6 separate regions of the Homo sapiens genome follow, and regions 1, 3, 4, 5 and 6 are each linked to region 2. Evidence: chromatin contacts called from ENCODE Hi-C or POLR2A ChIA-PET data. All regions are on one chromosome and are shown on one strand. The core of a region is the stretch at or near the end of the contact, and the rest is flanking DNA. Distances in the headings are between cores, read along the strand shown.

What was found. A loop is a pair of places that touch in the nucleus more often than their neighbours do. ChIA-PET counts read pairs that join two places held with the same protein, here RNA polymerase II (POLR2A). Pooled maps may share reads with other maps.
Region 1: a pooled map shows a loop between it and region 2 (5-fold over the local background). The contact joins the promoter of TMEM106A here to the promoter of RETREG3 in region 2. A Hi-C loop is called at or near these places in 4 of 50 pooled maps. POLR2A ChIA-PET finds 5 or more read pairs at or near these places in 4 of 52 experiments (GM10248, OCI-LY7, WTC11 and 1 more).
Region 3: a pooled map shows a loop between it and region 2 (9-fold over the local background). The contact joins the promoter of KLHL11 here to the promoter of RETREG3 in region 2. A Hi-C loop is called at or near these places in 6 of 50 pooled maps. POLR2A ChIA-PET finds 5 or more read pairs at or near these places in 4 of 52 experiments (A549, IMR-90, activated CD4-positive, alpha-beta T cell and 1 more).
Region 4: a loop to region 2 is called in a map of naive thymus-derived CD4-positive, alpha-beta T cell, with 12 times the contacts of the local background. The contact joins the promoter of DHX8 here to the promoter of RETREG3 in region 2. A Hi-C loop is called at or near these places in 1 of 168 maps with a recorded cell type or tissue (naive thymus-derived CD4-positive, alpha-beta T cell) and 6 of 50 pooled maps. POLR2A ChIA-PET finds 5 or more read pairs at or near these places in 2 of 52 experiments (activated B cell and activated T-cell).
Region 5: a loop to region 2 is called in a pooled map, with 13 times the contacts of the local background. The contact joins the promoter of ODAD4 here to the promoter of RETREG3 in region 2. A Hi-C loop is called at or near these places in 5 of 50 pooled maps. POLR2A ChIA-PET finds 5 or more read pairs at or near these places in 4 of 52 experiments (B cell, OCI-LY7, PC-9 and 1 more).
Region 6: a loop to region 2 is called in a map of naive thymus-derived CD4-positive, alpha-beta T cell, with 23 times the contacts of the local background. The contact joins the promoter of NBR2 here to the promoter of RETREG3 in region 2. A Hi-C loop is called at or near these places in 1 of 168 maps with a recorded cell type or tissue (naive thymus-derived CD4-positive, alpha-beta T cell) and 12 of 50 pooled maps.

The regions. Positions count from the first base shown.
Region 1 is chr17:43,210,290-43,213,487 of GRCh38, forward strand. It overlaps TMEM106A (transmembrane protein 106A), which reads left to right and starts at 1,586. Exons shown (of 9, transcript NM_145041.4): 1 at 1,586-1,633; 2 at 1,938-2,105; 3 at 2,732-2,963. The coding sequence starts at 2,753. NBR1 (NBR1 autophagy cargo receptor) reads left to right here. Exons shown (of 21, transcript NM_005899.5): 21 at 1-1,399.
Region 2 is chr17:42,607,526-42,610,670 of GRCh38, forward strand. RETREG3 (reticulophagy regulator family member 3) reads right to left here and starts at 1,849. Exons shown (of 9, transcript NM_178126.4): 1 at 1,561-1,849. The coding sequence starts at 1,799. It overlaps TUBG1 (tubulin gamma 1), which reads left to right and starts at 2,158. Exons shown (of 11, transcript NM_001070.5): 1 at 2,158-2,261; 2 at 2,583-2,695; 3 at 2,898-3,065. The coding sequence starts at 2,213. RefSeq lists an enhancer at 1,731-1,840.
Region 3 is chr17:41,863,798-41,866,845 of GRCh38, forward strand. It overlaps KLHL11 (kelch like family member 11), which reads right to left and starts at 1,626. Exons shown (of 2, transcript NM_018143.3): 1 at 1,029-1,626. The coding sequence starts at 1,573. RefSeq lists enhancers at 1-66, 1,810-2,310, 2,311-2,811 and a silencer at 1,587-1,776.
Region 4 is chr17:43,482,674-43,486,144 of GRCh38, forward strand. DHX8 (DEAH-box helicase 8) reads left to right here and starts at 1,302. Exons shown (of 23, transcript NM_004941.3): 1 at 1,302-1,512. The coding sequence starts at 1,365. RefSeq lists enhancers at 995-1,837, 1,137-1,566.
Region 5 is chr17:41,929,157-41,932,166 of GRCh38, forward strand. ODAD4 (outer dynein arm docking complex subunit 4) reads left to right here and starts at 1,461. Exons shown (of 12, transcript NM_031421.5): 1 at 1,461-1,681. The coding sequence starts at 1,568. It also overlaps a transcript of ACLY not described here. RefSeq lists enhancers at 584-1,487, 1,200-1,289, 1,470-1,569.
Region 6 is chr17:43,124,307-43,127,496 of GRCh38, forward strand. It overlaps NBR2 (neighbor of BRCA1 lncRNA 2), which reads left to right and starts at 1,251. Exons shown (of 8, transcript NR_138145.1): 1 at 1,251-1,464. It overlaps BRCA1 (BRCA1 DNA repair associated), which reads right to left and starts at 1,058. Exons shown (of 23, transcript NM_007294.4): 1 at 965-1,058. RefSeq lists silencers at 354-389, 2,413-2,430, promoters at 1,043-2,799, 1,043-1,309, cis regulatory regions at 1,110-1,132, 1,294-1,302, 1,979-2,008, 2,359-2,388 and enhancers at 1,110-1,132, 1,239-1,368, 1,265-1,289, 1,419-1,508, 2,437-3,190.

The DNA.
Region 1 (3,198 bases), core at 336-2,835, 600 kb after region 2:
AAGACAGTTTTTCAGTTGATTTGGATAAAACTATTTTAGTGCATTGACAAGTGTAACTTCAACTTCATATAGAACCATTTTTCTTTCTGCTTTTATTGAAACTGAGTATTTTTCTTTGGCTAATGTGGATTTTTTATGGGGATATCTGTTAATTTTCAGGTTTTGAAAGACATTAACCTCGGAAGTTGTTTTTAAGAATTATTCTCATAATTCTTATTCTCATAATTTCTGTAATCCACCTCAAGCTTCATAGTTATTTGGCATTGAAATAACACCCAGAGCATGATAGAAATGTTGTTACTCTTCCTCTCTCAAGGAGAAAGTAATTTTCCTGCAATACTTAATAATTGGCACCGTTGCTTTCTAAAGACTCCATGGTGCATTCAAGAGTATCCAACTTCAAGGGAATCTCCGCATTTCAATGAAAGGAGGAAGAGTGTGCTGATAAACCTACCAGCACCTATTGAGCAATGTCTATTATAGTAATTTTGCATACATTTTTATTTAAGGGAAAAAATATAGGTATTGTGAAATATTTTGCTAATCTTATAGAAAAGGAAAAAATCCCGTTATTTAAAGGGAAAAGTAAATTTAACAGTTGCCTTTTTTCTTAATGTCAGGGCAGATCTTATTTTACAGTACAGTGGGGGAAATAGAAACATGTGAAAGGCAAAAGGCAGGCTCCTAAATTAATGTCAGTGAAGTTCAGGGTGGGCAAATGAGTGTGTGTGAGGTATAGGAAATGCTGATGACTTCTTTAATGCTTGAAGTCCGTTCACAGGTATCTAGCCCTAGAATGCCTAGAACAGGAAGAGGCAGCTGGTGTTCTGCAAAACTTGGACAGGGGCAAAGTTGCTGAAAAAGTTTTGGTTTAACCCGAAGATAAGTGGAAAAGAGCTTGTCCATGAACCCAGGTTCTCACTCTGTTTACAGAAGTGTGTTGAGTACAGTTGGTGAAGGAAGAGGTAACAAAAAATGCTAAATATTTTATCCATGAAAATGACTTCCAGAAAAGGAAGAATATGAACCCCAGACCGAAGGGGAAAAGATAGTTAATAGTATTATCTAACCTGGTTGGTATTTGTAATGAATGGTGATTTTAATTAGTCATTAGCCATAATGATGTTTATTTACAGTATAACTCCTGAATGCTACTTAAATAAACCAGGATTCAAACTGCAAGCCAGCCAGGCCGTTCATTATTTAAAACGTTTTAATCGGGGCTTCCGGGTAGAAGGTGGAGCGGCAGGGTGTAATTGGGTTGATGGGTGGGACCTGTCTTGACCATCGGAGTTTTATAATCGAGGGCCAGGAGGGCCCGGGTTGCTCTCCTGGTTATGTATGTACTTGTACATAACCACCTAAAGAATGGTGAAATAAATGTTCTTGGAAATTCCTACCCGGACTGGCTAGTCCTTGCGGAAGCAGCGTCCGGGCCCTCGGGTAACGTTTGAAGAGCTGGCAGCGTCTCAGGCTGCTGCGTGGCGAAGGGGCGGACCGGGGGACGGGGGGGTGGGCCCTTAGGGGCTGGGGCGGGACTTCCCTGGGCACTGAGTCAAAGCTTGAGGGGAGTGTTCGCTCCCGCATTTTCGATTCCACTCTCTTCCGTTTCTGTCGCTGCAGTCGTCCGCGGGTAAGGCCCTCCCTAGACCCTTTATACCTACTTTACCTTTCGGAGGTCAAGACACCTCCTGTTGCCGCCTCCTCGCCCAACACACAGGCGCCCCCCGCACGGGTACCAAGCTTGACTAACGGCCTCTAGGGGTGTGTGGTGGGACTTGAAATCCTCCCTTAATGAAGTCACACCTTCTCCGTCCGCTTCCACCCGGTCGGCCCATGGCAGAGCCCCCATGTAGCCCAGGAATCGGCTTGGCCCTTCGGGGAGGTCAGCGTCCTTACTATCCCCACTCTCCAGTGCGGCACATTCGTTCCCCTAGGACTCCGGCCGGTTGCCGGCCCCAGGCGGTGCTTCTCCCCACCACCGCCCAGCTCAGCTCAGCCCAGCCCAGCCCACTCTGCCCTTAGAGGCCCTTCTCCCCAAAGACGCACTCCAGAAGTCTCGCCCTCGTGCGGCTGAGGAGCCTGGGATCCCAGACCTGAACAAGGTGAGCATCCCTATATTTTAGCCCAGAAAGATCTGTGTGGCTCACTTGCCGGCCTCGTTCTGTCACACAGAGTCCAGATTTAGCCTTGAGTTTTCCTAGTGAAAGACAGACCCTGGTATCACTATGACCCTCCTCAGGCTTTCTTACCCCGCCTCAGAAAGCAGTGAGGTGTCTGCTTTCTCCCAGGGCTTCTTTAGATAGGGGTCTTAACCACACCTGTGACCAGTCTGGCCTCCTCTCTCCTTGATTCAAAGAATCTCTTTTCTGCCCTATCCAACTTCCTTCCCTTAAACTGAATGACAGCTCAGCAACTTTTCCAGAGAAAAATTAAATGCTCTGACAATCACTTATGGAAGTTCCTTAAAGTGAAGTAACTTCTGCTTTTCTTTTGTTTTCCCTTTTGTAGGCAGATTGGTCTCTTTTAAAATAATGAAAGGAGTCGAAATGCATTGAGACTTCTGAGAGTCCCATGTGACCACCCAGTTTTTCACATCCTATCTTCCTTAGGCTTGAGCTTGCTTAAACTGTGGTGAAGCTCCTTGCCAGTCTTGAGAACTTCAAACCAAAATTACATCTGGCGTCAGTGCTAACAAGCTTAGCACTGAACTTTGGTCTTTTCTCATTAGTGAAACCCCCGCCCCTGAAGAATGGGTAAGACGTTTTCCCAGCTGGGCTCTTGGCGGGAGGATGAGAACAAGTCAATCCTGTCCTCCAAACCAGCCATTGGCAGCAAGGCTGTCAACTACTCCAGCACCGGTAGCAGCAAGTCTTTTTGTTCCTGTGTGCCTTGTGAAGGAACTGCTGATGCCAGCTTCGTGACTTGTCCCACCTGCCAGGGCAGTGGCAAGATTCCCCAAGGTGAGTGGCCCAAGGCTCTGGAAATAGCCTGGAATCCAGGGAAAGTTCTTAGCCTGTTGGCCTGGGGCAGCCCCTCTGAGTCTCCTTGGATGGGGTTAGATCTGCTCCCAGCTCTTGACCTCCCAGTCTCAGGCTGGCCAGGGAGATACTTAACTATCCTTGGGTTCCCTGCAAAAACCTGCCCTCCTTCCCTGGTTGTATTCTCCAGCCCCTTGTGGGAAAGAAGGATTCTAGC
Region 2 (3,145 bases), core at 599-3,098:
CAGGCGCAGTGGCTCACGCCTGTAATCCCAGCACTTTGGGAGGCCGAGGCAGGCAGATCACCTGACCTCGGGAGTTCGAGACCAGCCTGACCAACATGGAGAAACCCCATCTCTACTAAAAAAATACAAAATTAGCCGGTTGTGGTGGTTCATGCCTGTAATCCCAGCTACTTGGGGGGCTGAGGCAGGAGAAATGCTTGAATCTGGGAGGCGGAGGTTGCAGTGAGCCGAGATCACGCCATTGCACTCCAGCCTGGGCAATAAGAGTGAAACTCTGTCTTAAAAAAAAAAAAAAGGGAAAAAGCACTACCAAAAATAAATGAAGAACGTGGTAGGAAAAGTTTACCATCGAGTTTGCTAAAGGCTCTGGAAGCCACAAATGCCAGAGACTACTGTGACACCTTTAACTGGGTCTCTTTCAAACTGGGAGAGGATTAGCTTAATAGCTGAACACTGTTTTCGGGTCAATGAACTTGGAATTATTTGTTCTGCTTCAGCTCACTGAAAATCTTTCAGATAAAGGATAATAAATGTTTTGATTTTAAAACAAATTTTAAGGGGAAAGCTATTTTTAGCAAAAACACAATTAAAAAACACACATATTTTGTTGTTTCAGGCTTATCCAGAATAGTCTTAATCCATTCAGCAGCAGAAAGCCCCCTATAAGTCAGTTCCCTTGGAACCTCCTCCATTACAAATAAATCCAAAATTATGGTTGGTAGATCCTATGAAGTCCTAGGTCCACTTCAGGTGATGACAACTGAGAGAAGCAGCAGTTCCATTTTCACAGAGCATGACACACACAAATAAAGCATATTTACAGTGCTACTTTTCCAGCTCAGGAAAACTCACACACAGTATTAGACATCAATTTCCTTGCCTATAAACCATGGCTAAGGATGCCTCTCTAATTCCTTGGAACAGGGAGGAGTTACAATCACAGGTGGCTTTGACACGCGTGTAATCTCCGTCATCATTTCCTAACTGTTCTTTAAAAGCTTGTAATTTTCTTTCAATTTTCAGCTTTGGGGGCTCACACTGACGCTTAGACTTCATAAACTTCCTTCCTAGATATATAACATGCTAATTCATGCGAATCGCTCAAGCTTGTTTTATAATCACACCTATGGATACCTTTGCAAGACTTCACGCCTCTACTCCAACAATAAACTACTAAAACCTCTGGAAACAATCTAGAACTTGCACTTGAGCAGACAAGAGAAAGGAAGTGATGGCTTTAAAGGGACGCAGCTTTGTCGGGCTCAAAAGAGGAGCCCTCGCTCACTCTTGAGCGGCTCAAGATGTTACCAGAAGCTCCCGCCAGATGTGCGGGGCGGGGGTGCGGGCACAGGTAAGGCAGAGAAGATGGGTGGACGGCCCTGGGAAGAACTAGGGTGCCGAAGCCTGCAGGCGGGATGGAGTGGAAGGAGGTGAGGCAAAATTAGGCAAGTACAGGAAGGAGCCAGTGCAGCGAAGAAAACAGGGCAGGCGAGAAGTAGAGCCCTAGAGGAACCAACGAATTCGGGACTCGGAGGGTTTCCGAGGGTCCAGTTCTCTCACCAGAAAGCCGCGTTCAGCCCCAGGCACCACAGAGCGCTCCTAGCTGGCCGCTCCCACACCAGGGCTGCCTGCACCCGACTCAGCAGAGGCTCGTAAGGCCCCAGCACCTCCACCAGGGCCCGCTGCGCCGCCTCAACCTGCTGGTCCCGCTCCCAGGAGCCTGACACATCTCGGCGGCCCCTGAAAGTCGACCCCGAAGCCGGGCCTGGGGTCGTGGGAACCCCTTCGGCCTCAGCCATCTCCCCGCGGCAGCCACAACATCCGGGGCCGTGGCCCGACAAGTCACAATAACAGCAACTGCGCAGATGCGCGATTCGGCGGGGGAGGTGGCTTCGCACCACAGCGCGCTTGCGCGCAGGCCCAAGCAGGCGCCCACCCAGAGGGGAGGGAGGACGCCGTACCCCGCCCTCACTGAGGCGCGGAGCCGGATCCGGAGGCGCCGAGCCGCATCCGGAGCCGCGCACGCGCAATCTGCATGAACGAAGGCCAGTGCTTAAAGACGTGCCATTCATTGCCAGAACTCGATTCTCATTGGAGCGGAGGAAGTTCGTGGGTGGAGCTGGTTGTTTGGCGCCTGCGTCTTGCGGCGAGCGGGCTGGCGTGCGGCGCCGTTGCGGGCGGGAGCGGCTGCAACGCCGGTGCCTGAGGAGCGATGCCGAGGGAAATCATCACCCTACAGTTGGGCCAGTGCGGCAATCAGAGTGAGCGAAACTCCGGCCCCTCAGCTAGCCAGGTTCCTTAGGGTCAATGGGATCTCGCTGTGGGATCCTGGACTCCATCTGTCCTTGCCAGAATCGTAGTTCTCTGAAAGGCGAGACATCCCTGACCCAGTGTCCACTTGCCCAACCCCGAGGGGCCCTCCCCTGCCCAGTCCCTGGCGTACAGTCCTTTCCTCAGACACGGGAGAGTCCTGCGGCTTGACTTCTTATCCCTGGACGCAGGCGCCCAGTCCCCCGGCTCCTGATTGGAACCTGCCCGGACCTAGATATCTTCTTTCTCCCCTGCCCGCCCCTTCCCCCCAGTTGGGTTCGAGTTCTGGAAACAGCTGTGCGCCGAGCATGGTATCAGCCCCGAGGGCATCGTGGAGGAGTTCGCCACCGAGGGCACTGACCGCAAGGACGTCTTTTTCTACCAGGTGCCCCCAGCGACTTGGCCGGGGGCGGCAGTTGCCCAAGGGGGCGGAAGGGAAGGGAGTGGCCTGGTACTGGGAACCCCGCTGGGCAGTAGGGCCAGGCGGCTGGCTTGAGGAGGGAGGGCCGGAGGGAGCCAGAGTTGGGAGGACTTCGGACTTGGGCCGCCCTAGCTGATTGGGCCCCCTCCTGGACTCCCCTTGACAGGCAGACGATGAGCACTACATCCCCCGGGCCGTGCTGCTGGACTTGGAACCCCGGGTGATCCACTCCATCCTCAACTCCCCCTATGCCAAGCTCTACAACCCAGAGAACATCTACCTGTCGGAACATGGAGGAGGAGCTGGCAACAACTGGGCCAGCGGATTCTCCCAGGTCGTTTCCTATTCCCTGGCAGGGCCCACAACTCGCTGGGTAGGGACAGGCTCTATGACGTCCCGAAGAGAGGGAAAACC
Region 3 (3,048 bases), core at 376-2,875, 740 kb before region 2:
CAAAACGTCTTCTTCATAGGGCATTCTCTATCCACCCAATTTGGAAAACACTTCCTCTCCCCCAGCAGTTTCTATGTACTCCCCCCATGCTTTATTTTTCATCAGTGATGACAATCATCCAACAGGCTATACATTTAACAATCATCCAACAGGCTATACATTTTACTTATTTACCGTCCATCTACCAACCTAAGTGCGATAAGGAAAAGGACTTTTGTCTGTTTTGATCACTGCTGAAACCCTAGCACCTTAGAATCCCGCATCTGAGCTGATGCGTAATAGGCGCTCAATAGGCATTTTTGTTAATGTATCTGTAAGATGATAATTGCCAAAACAAACGCCTCTCCATCTCTATAAACGGTATTACCTGCCTTCTAACCAGTCTCTGGAGCATTCCTGCTCCCTACAATCCGTTTAACACAGTGGCAGAATAATATTAAAATATTTAAATGAGCTATTTCTTTACCCAGCTTCCTATCACACTTAGTGAAATCCAAACTCCTTATTCCAACGCATCTCACGCATCCTTCTCCCCTTCATCCACTAGATCCAGCCTCACTGGACTATATTTTAATTCTCTTCTCTAAGCCAAACTGGATCCTGCCTGAGGGCGTTTGCGCTGTCTGGAATATTCATTCCCCATCTTTGCACGGTCAGTTATTTTTTGACATTCAGAGGTCGATCTAAACTTCACCTCTTCAGAAAGATCTTTATTCAATCCCTAGCCTTTCATTCCTTTTGAACGTCAGCACAACAGTTACCACATACTGACTTTCCTTTTCATCACTTTTGTCCCATCACCTAGTATCTGAGCTCCTTGGGCGCGGGGCGCCCTCGCCGGACCTGATGGTGCATCCTCCTCGCCCACCGCGGTGGCTGCCCCCAAGCAGGCGCTCAGCGAGTGTGAAACCAATGCATTCACTCAGGACTCGCGAGCTGCCGTGGCAGGCACTGCCCTCCCCTCCGCCAGCGAGCATCTCCCCCTCTCCGCGCCCGCCGCCCTCCGCGCTCCCGCCTCCCTCGCCTACCTGTCGGCCAACTCCAGCACCTCGTGCACGCTGCCCGTGCTGACGCGGATGCGCCCGGTGTACATGTACTCGATTACGGCTTCCACTGTGTCGGGTTCGGGCCCCGGCTCGGAGCTCCACTTGCGCATCTCCACCCGTCCCGAGCGGGACTCGGAAAACTGGCCCGAGAGCAGGGGCGTGAAGTACTCGGTGGCGGCAGCCAGTACCGAGCGGTGGGCCCGGAACTCGCGGCCTCCAGCCCCGCCGAAGCACAGGGTAATGTCGCAGAAGAGGCCCTGGCGCCGCTGCTCGTTCTGCCGCCAGGACAGCTCTGAGCAGTGAGAGCTGCACTCGAAATCCTCGGCTTCTGGGCCCGGATCGCCCCCGCTCGCCTCCATTGCAGAGATCCCCGGCCCAGGCCCGAAGTCCACCGTGCCGCTGCCTCGGACCTCGGCGGCCAGTCCTGCCGAGCCGGCGGCGGCCGTCTCCATGCTCTCCATCTCCAGTACCTGAAGAGATGCAGCCGCGGCCGCCGCCGCCGCCGCCGCCACTGCCGCAGCCGCCATCTTGACGCCGCTGCGCCCGGCCTCCACAGCCTCGGAACGATGCGGCTGTTGGTACGACACAGAGGGATTCTGGGATTAAATAGTGCGCGCGGGGCGGGGCCAGGTCGCCCGCCGGCCGCACATGCGCCGCCTCGCCTCCAGCAGCGCCGCCTCGCCTCCAGCAGCGCCGCCTCGCCTCCAGCAGCGCCGCCTCGCCTCCAGCAGCTCTGCCTGCCTTGGTGAGGTCCGTCAGTAACAGTCGCCCAGTCCAGAAGACTTCGCCCCAGGCCTACCCCCAGGGCGTCGGTGCGAGTATGGCTCGCTTCCTTTCCTTAGTGGGTAGCATGCTCTCTGCAGTCATTTTGTCGAGTAAAGCCACCTTAGACCATCACCTGTTGTTAAAGCCTTGAGTGGCAATACAGGATTTTTATAAGATCTAGCCCCAGCTAAGTGGATGAGGGATGAATGAGTTACTCGTTATCCGTTTTTTTTTTTGTTTCTTTTTGTTTTTGTTTTGTTTTGGGTTTTTTGTTTTTTTTTTTTTTGAGACGGAGTCTCGCTCTGTCGCCCAGGCTGGAGTGCAGTGGCGCGCTCTTCGCTTATTGCAACCTCCGCTGCCCGGGTTCAAGCGATTCTTGTGCCTCAGCCTCCCGAGTAGCTGGGACTACAGGCGCCCGCCACCACTCCAGGCTAATTTTTTTTTTTTTTTTTTTTTTGAGACGGAGTCTCGCTCTGTCGCCCAGGCTGGAGTGCAGTGGCGCGCTCTTCGCTTATTGCAACCTCCGCCGCCCGGGTTCAAGCGATTCTTGTGCCTCAGCCTCCCGAGTAGCTGGGACTACAGGCGCCCGCCACCACTCCAGGCTAATTTTTTTTTTTTTTTTTTTTTTGAGACGGAGTCTCGCTCTGTCGCCCAGGCTGGAGTGCAGTGGCGCGGGTCTCGGCTCACTGCAACCTCCGCCTCCCGGGTTCACGCCATTCTCCTGCCTCAGCCTCCGGAGTAGCTGGGACTACAGGCGCCCGCCACCATGCCTGGCTAAGTTTTTGTATTTTTAATAGAGACGGGGTTTCACCGTGTTAGCCAGGATGGTCTCGATCTGCTGACCTCGTGATCCACCCGCCTCAGCCTCCCAAAGTGCTGGGATTACAGGCATGAGCCACCACGCCTGACCGTAGATGAGCATTTTTAAAACCATATATACTGAAACTATTAGTACAGTTCAGGCCAGGCCAGGCACAGTGGCTCACGCCTGTAACAGCACTTTGGGAGGCCAAGGAGGATGGATTGCTTGAGTCCATGAGTTCCAGAAGAGCCTGGGAAATACAGCAGAACCTTATCTCCACAAAAAATACAAAAGTTAGCCTGGAGTGGTGGCATGCTCCTGTAGTCCCAGCTACTTGGGAGGCTGGAGTGGGAGGACTGCTTGAGCCCAGGAGATGGAGGCTGCAGTGAGCTGTGATGGTGCCACTGTACTCCAGCCCTGGGGCGACAGAGTGAT
Region 4 (3,471 bases), core at 52-2,551, 870 kb after region 2:
GCCTCAGCCTCCCTAGTAGCTGGGACTACAGGCACATACCATCACGCCCAGCTAATTTTTGTATTTTTAGTACAGACGAGGTTTCACCATGTTGGCCAGAGTGGTCTTGAACTCCTGACCTCAAGTGATCCGCCCGTCTCGGCCTCCCAAAGTGCTGGGATTACAGGGGTGAGCCACAGTGCCCAGCCCCTGGGGGAATAAGTTCTGAGAGGACACAGGAAAACTGGGGATTGAAAAGCAGGTTTTCACAAGAGTGGAGGCAGCTGGCTCTGTGGGTTCCCAGACTAAGGGGATCTGTGCTTGACAGACCAGAGGCCAGTTCTGTGACCATCATCTCAGCCTTGAATTTTTTTTTTTTTTTTTTTGAGACAAAGTCTCACTCTGTCGCCCATGCTGGAGTGTAGTGGTGTGAACTCAGGTCACTCCAACCTCTGCCTCCTGGGTTCAAGCGATTCTTGTGCCTCAGCCTCCCGAGTAGCTGGGACTACAGGCGCCCACCACCACCACGCCCGGCTAAGTTTTCTATTTTTAGTAGAGATGGAGTTTCGCCACGTTGGCCAGGCTGGTCTGGAACTCCTGACCTCAAGTGATCCACCAGCCTCGGCCTCCCAAAGTGCTGGCATTACAGGCGTGAGCCACTGCACCCGGCCTAGCCTTGTGATATTAACAGTAACTGTCATTTGCGGTGTGCCTACTCTGTGTCACACTCCTTGCAGTTATTCCATTTAGGGTAGAGCAACATTATTCTAGTTTACAGATGAGAAAACTAAGGCCCCAGAGATTGATTTGCCCAAGCAGCCAGCTGGCAGTGGAAGTGCCAGTTTCTTCGTGTGTAAAACAAGAGAAGGCAATCTACTGCCTACTGGCTTGTCAAGGGTCACTTGAGATCGGACGACAGGAACCACAAAGAAGTGAGGCCGGGAATTTGCGGATCCACAGTAAAGCAAGTTTGTCTTTTTCCAGACGTGCATTAAGATTCCTTTTTCAAGTGTTCTAAAGCGCAGGCGCAGGCTGTTTTGCGGTTGCCTCCCGGCGCCTCTTGTGCAGGCCGGGGTCGCCCTCTGCCGACCCAGGGCGGGAGCGCGCTGAGTGAACGTTTCCAGGCCTGAGGGCGGGCGGAGATTTTTCTCGCCTGTAGAGGGCGCAGATCGGCGTGCAGAGTAACCCACTCTAGTTGTCCCTTCCTTAAGCACTTCCTGTTTGATCTCTATGATCCATCCTGTTGGGACTTGATTCGTTCCTCAAATTTTCAATTTACCGTAAACAAAGGGGACGCGCGCTGACCCGGAAGTGAAAGCTGGAACCCGGCCGGAGTAGCTCTGAGCGCCGGCTGTGAGGAAGGAGGTTCTGGGCAAGCTATAGCCATGGCTGTGGCTGTAGCCATGGCGGGAGCCTTAATCGGGTCGGAGCCAGGCCCCGCGGAAGAACTTGCCAAACTCGAGTACCTGTCTTTGGTGTCAAAGGTTTGCACTGAGCTGGACAATCACTTGGGGATCAACGACAAGGACCTTGGTGAGCTCGGGGAGGTCCCTGGGACCTCAGTTTGGGATTGAGGGAAGCGGAAGGAGGAAGGAGGAAGGAGAAAGGTGGTTGATGGACCGAAAGTATGTTCGTGTGAATCTGTCTCTCTCTGTCGCAGACACCGGTGCCCAGGGTACACGCTGCCGTGGCCTCGGCTTGAGAGCCCTCGAGAAACTTTAGAAACTTTCCCAGAGCTGTCAGTGAAGCCCGGGGCGGTCATCTCTGCTTGATTGTTTTTTGTTTGTTTTTTCAGCCTCAATTAAACATGTTTAACAACAACAGCAGCAGATGCTGCGATGACGACGATGATGGCTGACGTTTATTGGGTGCTCACTATGTGCTAGATGCGATGCTCAGCTCTTTATTGACATTATTTTATTTGGTCTTCACGCCACTCTGTGACATAGTAGTTAGCGTCTGTGCTTTTAACTGTGTTCTTTGACCGTTCATCCTGTACTCTTTTTTGAGGCAGGGCCTCGCTCTGTTTCCCGGGCTGGAGTGCAGTGGCACGATCTCGGCTCACTGCAGCCTCCACCTCCTGGGCTCAAGCAGTCCTCCCACCTCAGCCTCCCGAGTAGCTGGGACTACAGGCGGGCGCCACCAAGCTCGACTCATTTTTAAATTTTTTGTAGAGACGGGGGTCTCACTGTATTGCCCAGGCTGGTCTCGAACTTCTGGGCTCAAGCAGTCCTCTTCCCTCGGCCTCCCAAAGTGTTGGGATTACAGGCGTGAGCCATTGCGTCCTGTACTATGTCTTAAACACCAGTCACTAGATGTTTTGGGGCAAACTACATCTGGGGAGCCGAAACTGAGGAATTAGAAAAGGCTAGGGTCCTAAAGCTAAAGCCATAGACAGATGGAGCCTTTATGAAGGTACAGAGGATGGATGGGATCAAGGGCAACCAATGGATGGATTGACCTTTGGTACGTACAGCAAGGCTTCTTCAGTTGTAACAGGAGCGAGGACAGAGAATACAGTTGCAGATTCAGATGAGTTTAGAGATTGGTGGTGGGAAGATGAGTGAGAGAGTTCCAGCCCACTCTTCAGTTTCCTAAATGAAGATAAAGTCATCAACCGGAGGGATGGAAGGGAAGGGGCAGGTGACAGGAGGGGTTAGGGAAGTTAGACGAGTGACCTTTGGTAAGATTCATAGTTTCTCTGAAGCTGTTTTTCTCATCTGTGAAGTGGGACGATGTCTTCACAGGGTCACCATATAGCATTTAGGAAGATGCCCTGCAGCCAGTATATTTTAGTTTACTTTTTTCTCTTGCCTCCCAGCCAAGATGTGTCTGTCCTATATAACTTTTCCCGCAGGATTCTTCTCTTTTAGTTGATAATGAGGTGATAATTTCGTCGGTTTTGCTATCTCGTTAATATGTTTCCTTTATTCAGCAAATATTGAGCTGGGGGCTAGGCATACCACAGAGAACAAGACAGATTTCTGCTTTCAGGGAGCTTACCTTTCTCTCTGTTTTCATTTTAACTCCTAATACCTTGGCCTTTTAGAAGAAACAAAAAAGTTATTGACATTAACCCCCAGTGTTTAATTGTTTTGATGTTAACTTCATTTGTGTACAAAAATAGAGCGAAGTATAAACTTCATAATCTTTTAGTTTATTTATAGCTAAAGATCTCAATTAATTTGCAGAAAACCCACAAATATGCTTTTTCTGTTACATACAGAATTATAAAACCAGTAACATTAAAAGTACTAACATTGGCTGGGTTTGGTGGCTCACGCCTGTAATCCCAGCACTTTGGAAGGCCAAGACAGGCCGATCCCCTGAGGTCAGGAGTTTGAGACCAGCCTGGCCAACATGGCGAAACGCCATTTCTACTAAAAAAAAAAAATACAAAAATTAGCTGGCCATGGTGACTGGTGCTATGCAGGAGGCTGAGGCAGGAGAATCGCTTGAACTCAGGAGACGGAGGTTTCAGTGAGCTGAAAT
Region 5 (3,010 bases), core at 211-2,710, 680 kb before region 2:
CAAACATGGCTCACTGCAGCCTCGACCTCCCACGCTCAAGTGATCCTCCTGCCTCAGCTTCCTGAGTAGCTGGGACTACAGGCACACGCCACCACACCCAGCTCACTTTTGTATTTGTGGTAGAGACAGGGCTTCGCCATGTTGCCCAGACTGGTCTCGAACTCCTGAGCTCAAGCGATCCTCCCACCTCAGTCTCCAAAGTACTGGGATTACAGGCATGAGCCACCACACCTAGCTCTCATTCTCTACTTACGTCTACTGGGCTCCACCATACTCACCCTCAGCTCAAATATTACCCCTCTATGAACATGTCTCTAACCCATCCCAGACCCTGGCTGAATCATTCATTTGCCTGGGTTTCACACCACTTTGTCCTCATCTCCCTCACAGGCACACAGAACTTTTAATTACTAGTTAATATCACTTAAGTGGCCGTTACTTGTTTATACATCTTTCTCCCCTATTAGATAAAACTCCTTCAAGCAGGGACCATATTATTTCTTATATTTTGAATTAAACCTTTTGAGATAATCATAGATTCATATGCAGTTCATAAGAAATAAATACAAAAGAGATCCCATGTACCCTTTTCCCAGTTTCTCCCAATGGTAACATCCTTAAAAACTTTAGTACAATAACACAACCAGAAAATTGACACTGATACAATCCACTGATCTTACTCAAATATCCCCAGTTTTACATGTATGCCGTGTGTGTGTGTGTGTGTGTGCATTTGTAGTTAAAGACATCTTTTTACTATTTAAACTTTAACAATGACATTAGGACGTTTTGGAAGTAACGTAGTAAAGGCAGTTAAGCAAGCTACTTAGGGTATCGTTGGAGCCCAGAAGAAGCACCTAGTCCACTTTTGGAGGAGTGGTGATGGTGAGGGAATGGGGAAGGACGTCAGAATATGCCTTGGTCAAGGCCCGCTACTAGTAGCTGCTCAAATAACTGCGTTAAATTATGTTGAACCCAACGTTATTTTCCATGTTTTCTTATGCAAATCCTCGCATCCCTGAGTGTTCCATTATTTTCATATTTATTTGGCAGGTGGAACATTCGAGGCTGGGAGCCCTTACATGCCCCGCGAGAGGTCACGCAGTTAGGAAGTGACAGGAGCGAAGTCAGCCCAAGTCTGCTGACTCCAAGCCCAGTGCTCTCTCCCCCTAATGGCGGTACGCCGTGCACATATCCTTACCACGTATGCCTCATCCCTATTCGGAACTTTGCCTCCAACCCTCTTCCTGTTTTCTTGGCTGTCTTACAAGGGAGCCTTTTCAGGCAGCAACTCCAGAGAGAACCGCCAGAGCGTGCAACAGCAAACACTAACCAGCCCAGCCGTCAGCCACGCAATCATCACTCCCTGGCCCAGTGCGCGGCAGAACTGGCGCAAGCGCACGCCGGCAGGTTGTACCCAGAATCCGGGCCCTTGCCAGACGGGGGCGGAACCGGAAGTCGCTGTACATCTCATGGTTGCTAAGAAACGGAGCTTCCACAAACCAGATAGAGGTTCTCCAGCTTTTCTTTGATTGTCTCTGCTTTAGCGTCTCTAAATCCGGTCACCATGTCGGACCCCGAAGGCGAGACCTTGCGAAGCACCTTTCCCTCTTATATGGCCGAAGGCGAGCGGCTCTACCTGTGCGGGGAATTTTCTAAAGCCGCGCAGAGCTTCAGCAACGTGAGTCGAGCTCTCAACCTATCCATCACCCCATCACCCGTCACTTTTTTTTTTTTTTTTTTTTTTTTTTTTTGTGACGGAGTTTCGCTCTTGTTGCCTAGGCTGGAGTGCAATGGCACGATCTCGGCTCGCCGCAACCTCCGCCTCCCGGGTTCAAGTGATTCTCCTGCCTCCACCTCCCAAGTAGCTGGGACTACAGGCGCGTGCCACCATGCCCGGCTAATTATTTTGTCTTTTTAGTAGAGATGGGGGTTTCACTGTGTTGGCCAGGCTGGTCTCGAACTCCTGACCTCGTGATCCACCCGCTTCGGCCTCCCAAAGTGCTGGGATTACAGGCGTGAGCCACTGCGCCTGCCCCCTGCCCTCACCTTTTGATTGCAGATAACACTGAGGTCTTGATGATGCCTGGAGGACCCTGTTGTTTCTATTATTCACTGATTTTTGATGGACACACTGCTGTCACAGATAAGCCCTGTGGTTGGCCATTTTCTACCAGTTCCCACTTGCAATCTCCATTCTCTGCGTTAACAGTGACCTTTTCCTCCACTTTTACTTAAATGTTTCATGATTAACCGGCCTCCTTCCACAGAGCAGCCTTACCTTCCCATCATTTGCTGGCAGATTGGATGGGAGGTTGCATGCAGAAGCCTCAATGTCCCCAGCACACCGTTGCTTATAAAAGGTGGCCAGTAAGCAACATATGATTATTATTATCAATTTTGAGACAAAGTTTTGCTATGTTGCCCAGGCTGGAGTGCAGTGGCAAGATCTCAGCTCACTGCAACTTCCGCCTCCCCAGGTTCAAGCGATTTTCCTGCCTCAGCCTAGGGAGTAGTTGGGATTACAGGCATGTCCCACCACGCCTGGCTAATTTTTGTATTCTTAGTAGAGACAGGGTTTCACCATGTTGGCCAGGCTGGTGTCGAACTCCTGACCTCAAGTGATACACCTGCCTCGGCCCCCCAAAGTGCTGGGATTACTGAGGTGAGCTGCTGCACCAACCAGCAACATTATTATAGTAACCCTAGTATAAATTGCATCATCCCACCCTAAGGGGATTGGGTGATGGTTTTTGTTGTTGTTGTTGTTGTTGTTGTTGTTGTTTTGGAGACGTAGTCTTGCTCTGTCTCCAGGCTGGAGTGCAATGGTGCGATCTTGGCTCACTGCAACCTCCACCTCCTGGATTCAAGTGATTCTCCTGCCTCAGCCTCAGGCACACTGCTAAGCAGACTGGATTTTTGTTGTTGTTAAGATGGAGTTTTGCTCTTCTTGCCCAGGCTGGAGTGCAGTGGCGCAATCTCGGCTCACCCCAACCTCCACCTCCCAGGT
Region 6 (3,190 bases), core at 1-2,500, 520 kb after region 2:
TAAATTCTGAATTTTTTCACATATTGCTGCCAACCCCTTGGGTCTTTTCCTTTCTCCAAGAAAGAGAAAGCTACAGAGGAGTGACTGACCGGGTAGGTGGTGGTAGCCTTAGCTTTCTCCAATGTTTCTGGTTGTTTTCTTTTTCTTGCATAAAACCAAAATCAACAACGACCAAACCAACACCAATCAAGGCCTCCCCGCCCCTAACCTTTCCCAGTGACCTGCTCTCATCTCTGGATCCTCCTCAAGCACATCCCTGCCGGCAGCATCTGTTACTACTGACGCTCCTCTACTTCCCTCTTGCGCTTTCTCAATGGCGCAAATGGATCCAGTTCTTAAGTTCTCCCTCCCACAAAATCCTGTCTCCTCCCCTTCCCAGACATATTCCTGGCACCTCTTCTTCCACAAGGTCCCATCCTCTCATACATACCAGCCGGTGTTTTTTGTTTTGTTTTGTTTTGTTTTGTTTTGAGACAGTCTCGCTCTGTCGCCCAGGCTGGAGTGCAATGGCGCGATCTCGGCTCACTGCAACCTCCGCCTCCCGGGTTCTAGCGATTCTCCTGCCTCAGCCTCCTGAGTAGCTGGAGCGGCACCACGCCCGGCTAATTTTTGTATTTTTAGTAGAGACGGAGTTTCACCACGTTGGTCAGGCTGGTCTGGAACTCCTGACCTCATGACCAGCCGACGTTTTTAAAGACATAGTGTCCCCCTCAAGGCATATTCCAGTTCCTATCACGAGGATTCCCCCACGGACACTCAGTGCCCCCTTCCTGATCCTCAGCGCTTCCCTCGCGACCTACAAACTGCCCCCCTCCCCAGGGTTCACAACGCCTTACGCCTCTCAGGTTCCGCCCCTACCCCCCGTCAAAGAATACCCATCTGTCAGCTTCGGAAATCCACTCTCCCACGCCAGTACCCCAGAGCATCACTTGGGCCCCCTGTCCCTTTCCCGGGACTCTACTACCTTTACCCAGAGCAGAGGGTGAAGGCCTCCTGAGCGCAGGGGCCCAGTTATCTGAGAAACCCCACAGCCTGTCCCCCGTCCAGGAAGTCTCAGCGAGCTCACGCCGCGCAGTCGCAGTTTTAATTTATCTGTAATTCCCGCGCTTTTCCGTTGCCACGGAAACCAAGGGGCTACCGCTAAGCAGCAGCCTCTCAGAATACGAAATCAAGGTACAATCAGAGGATGGGAGGGACAGAAAGAGCCAAGCGTCTCTCGGGGCTCTGGATTGGCCACCCAGTCTGCCCCCGGATGACGTAAAAGGAAAGAGACGGAAGAGGAAGAATTCTACCTGAGTTTGCCATAAAGTGCCTGCCCTCTAGCCTCTACTCTTCCAGTTGCGGCTTATTGCATCACAGTAATTGCTGTACGAAGGTCAGAATCGCTACCTATTGTCCAAAGCAGTCGTAAGAAGAGGTCCCAATCCCCCACTCTTTCCGCCCTAATGGAGGTCTCCAGTTTCGGTAAATATAAGTAATAAGGATTGTTGGGGGGGTGGAGGGAAATAATTATTTCCAGCATGCGTTGCGGAATGAAAGGTCTTCGCCACAGTGTTCCTTAGAAACTGTAGTCTTATGGAGAGGAACATCCAATACCAGAGCGGGCACAATTCTCACGGAAATCCAGTGGATAGATTGGAGACCTGTGCGCGCTTGTACTTGTCAACAGTTATGGACTGGAGTGTTATGTTTTCGTATTTTGAAAGCAGAAACTAGGCCTTAAAAAGATACGTACAACTCTTTAGGGAGACTACAATTCCCATCCAGCCCCAGGAGTCTGGGGCAAGTAGTCTTGTAAGGTCAGTGGCCTGCGGGGACGCAGTGAGCGCCGAATTTGCCTGGGGCAGGGGAAATGCGCTCTGGCCCATGTCTGCGCACTCGTAGTTCCACCCCTCAGCCCCAGTGTTTGTTATTTTTCGGGTTCAGCTTGCTTTTGCCCCGTCTCCGTCGACGCAATCGCCACCAGTCAATGGGGTGGTCGTTTTGAGGGACAAGTGGTAAGAGCCAATCTTCTTGGCGAAAACGCGGAGAAACGGGACTAGTTACTGTCTTTGTCCGCCATGTTAGATTCACCCCACAGAGATAGCGGCAGAGCTGGCAGCGGACGGTCTTTGCATTGCCGCCTCCCCAGGGGGCGGGAAGCTGGTAAGGAAGCAGCCTGGGTTAGCTAGGGGTGGGGTCACGTCACACTAAGAGGGTTTGGAGAAGTTCAAGGGAGGAATCCTGCAAAGAAGAGGGGCGACTTTTTCCGTGTCTCCGGACAGCTAATCGTTTTAGTGACAGGATGAGAGAGCCCTTCGTGTTCTGAGGGACCGAGTGGGCGAAAAGCGCCGGAGAGTTGGAGAGTCTGTGGTTCAGAATGCGAGGTGACAACGTGCTAGCAGCCCTCGCTCGCTCTCGGCGCCTCCTCGGCCTTGGCGTCCATTCTGGCCGTGCTGGAGGAGCCCTTCAGCCCGCCACTGCGCTGTGGGGGCCCCTCTCTGGGCTGGCCGAAGCCAGAGCCGGCTCCCTCTGCTTGCGGGGAAGTGTGGAGGGAGAGGCGGGTGTGGGAACTGGGGCTGCGCGCAGCGCTCGCCAGCCAGCGCGAGTTCCAGGTGGGCGCGGGCTCAGCGGGCCCCGCACCCCCGGCCCCGGGCAGTCAGGGGCCTAGCACCCGGGCCAGCAGCTGCAGAGGGTGCGCCGGGTCCCCCAGCACTGCCGGCCCGCCTGCACCCCGCTTGAATTCTCACCGGGCCCCAGCCGCCCTGCACAGGGCAAGGCTCAGGACCTGCAGCCCGCCATGCCCGAGCCCCCTCCCAACCCCTGTGAGCTCCAGCGTGGCCTGAGCCTCCCCGACGGGCACCGCCCCCTGCTCCTCAGCGCCCGGTCCCATCGACTGCCCAAGGGCTGAGAGGAGTGCAGGCGCCCGGCACAGCCCTGCGCAGGATCCACTAGGTGAAGCCAGCTGGGCTCCTGAGTCAGATGGGGACTTGGAAAACTTTTATGTCTAGCCTGAGGATTTTATATGCACCAGTCAGCACTCTGTGTCTAGCTTGGGGTTTGGGGATGCACCAATCAGCACTCTGTATCTAGCTAATCTGGTGGGCACTTGGAGAACTTCTGTGTCTAGCTAAAGGATTGTAAATGCACCAATCAGTGCTCTGTGTCTAGCTCAAGGTTTGCAAATGCACCAATCAGCACTCTGTGTCTA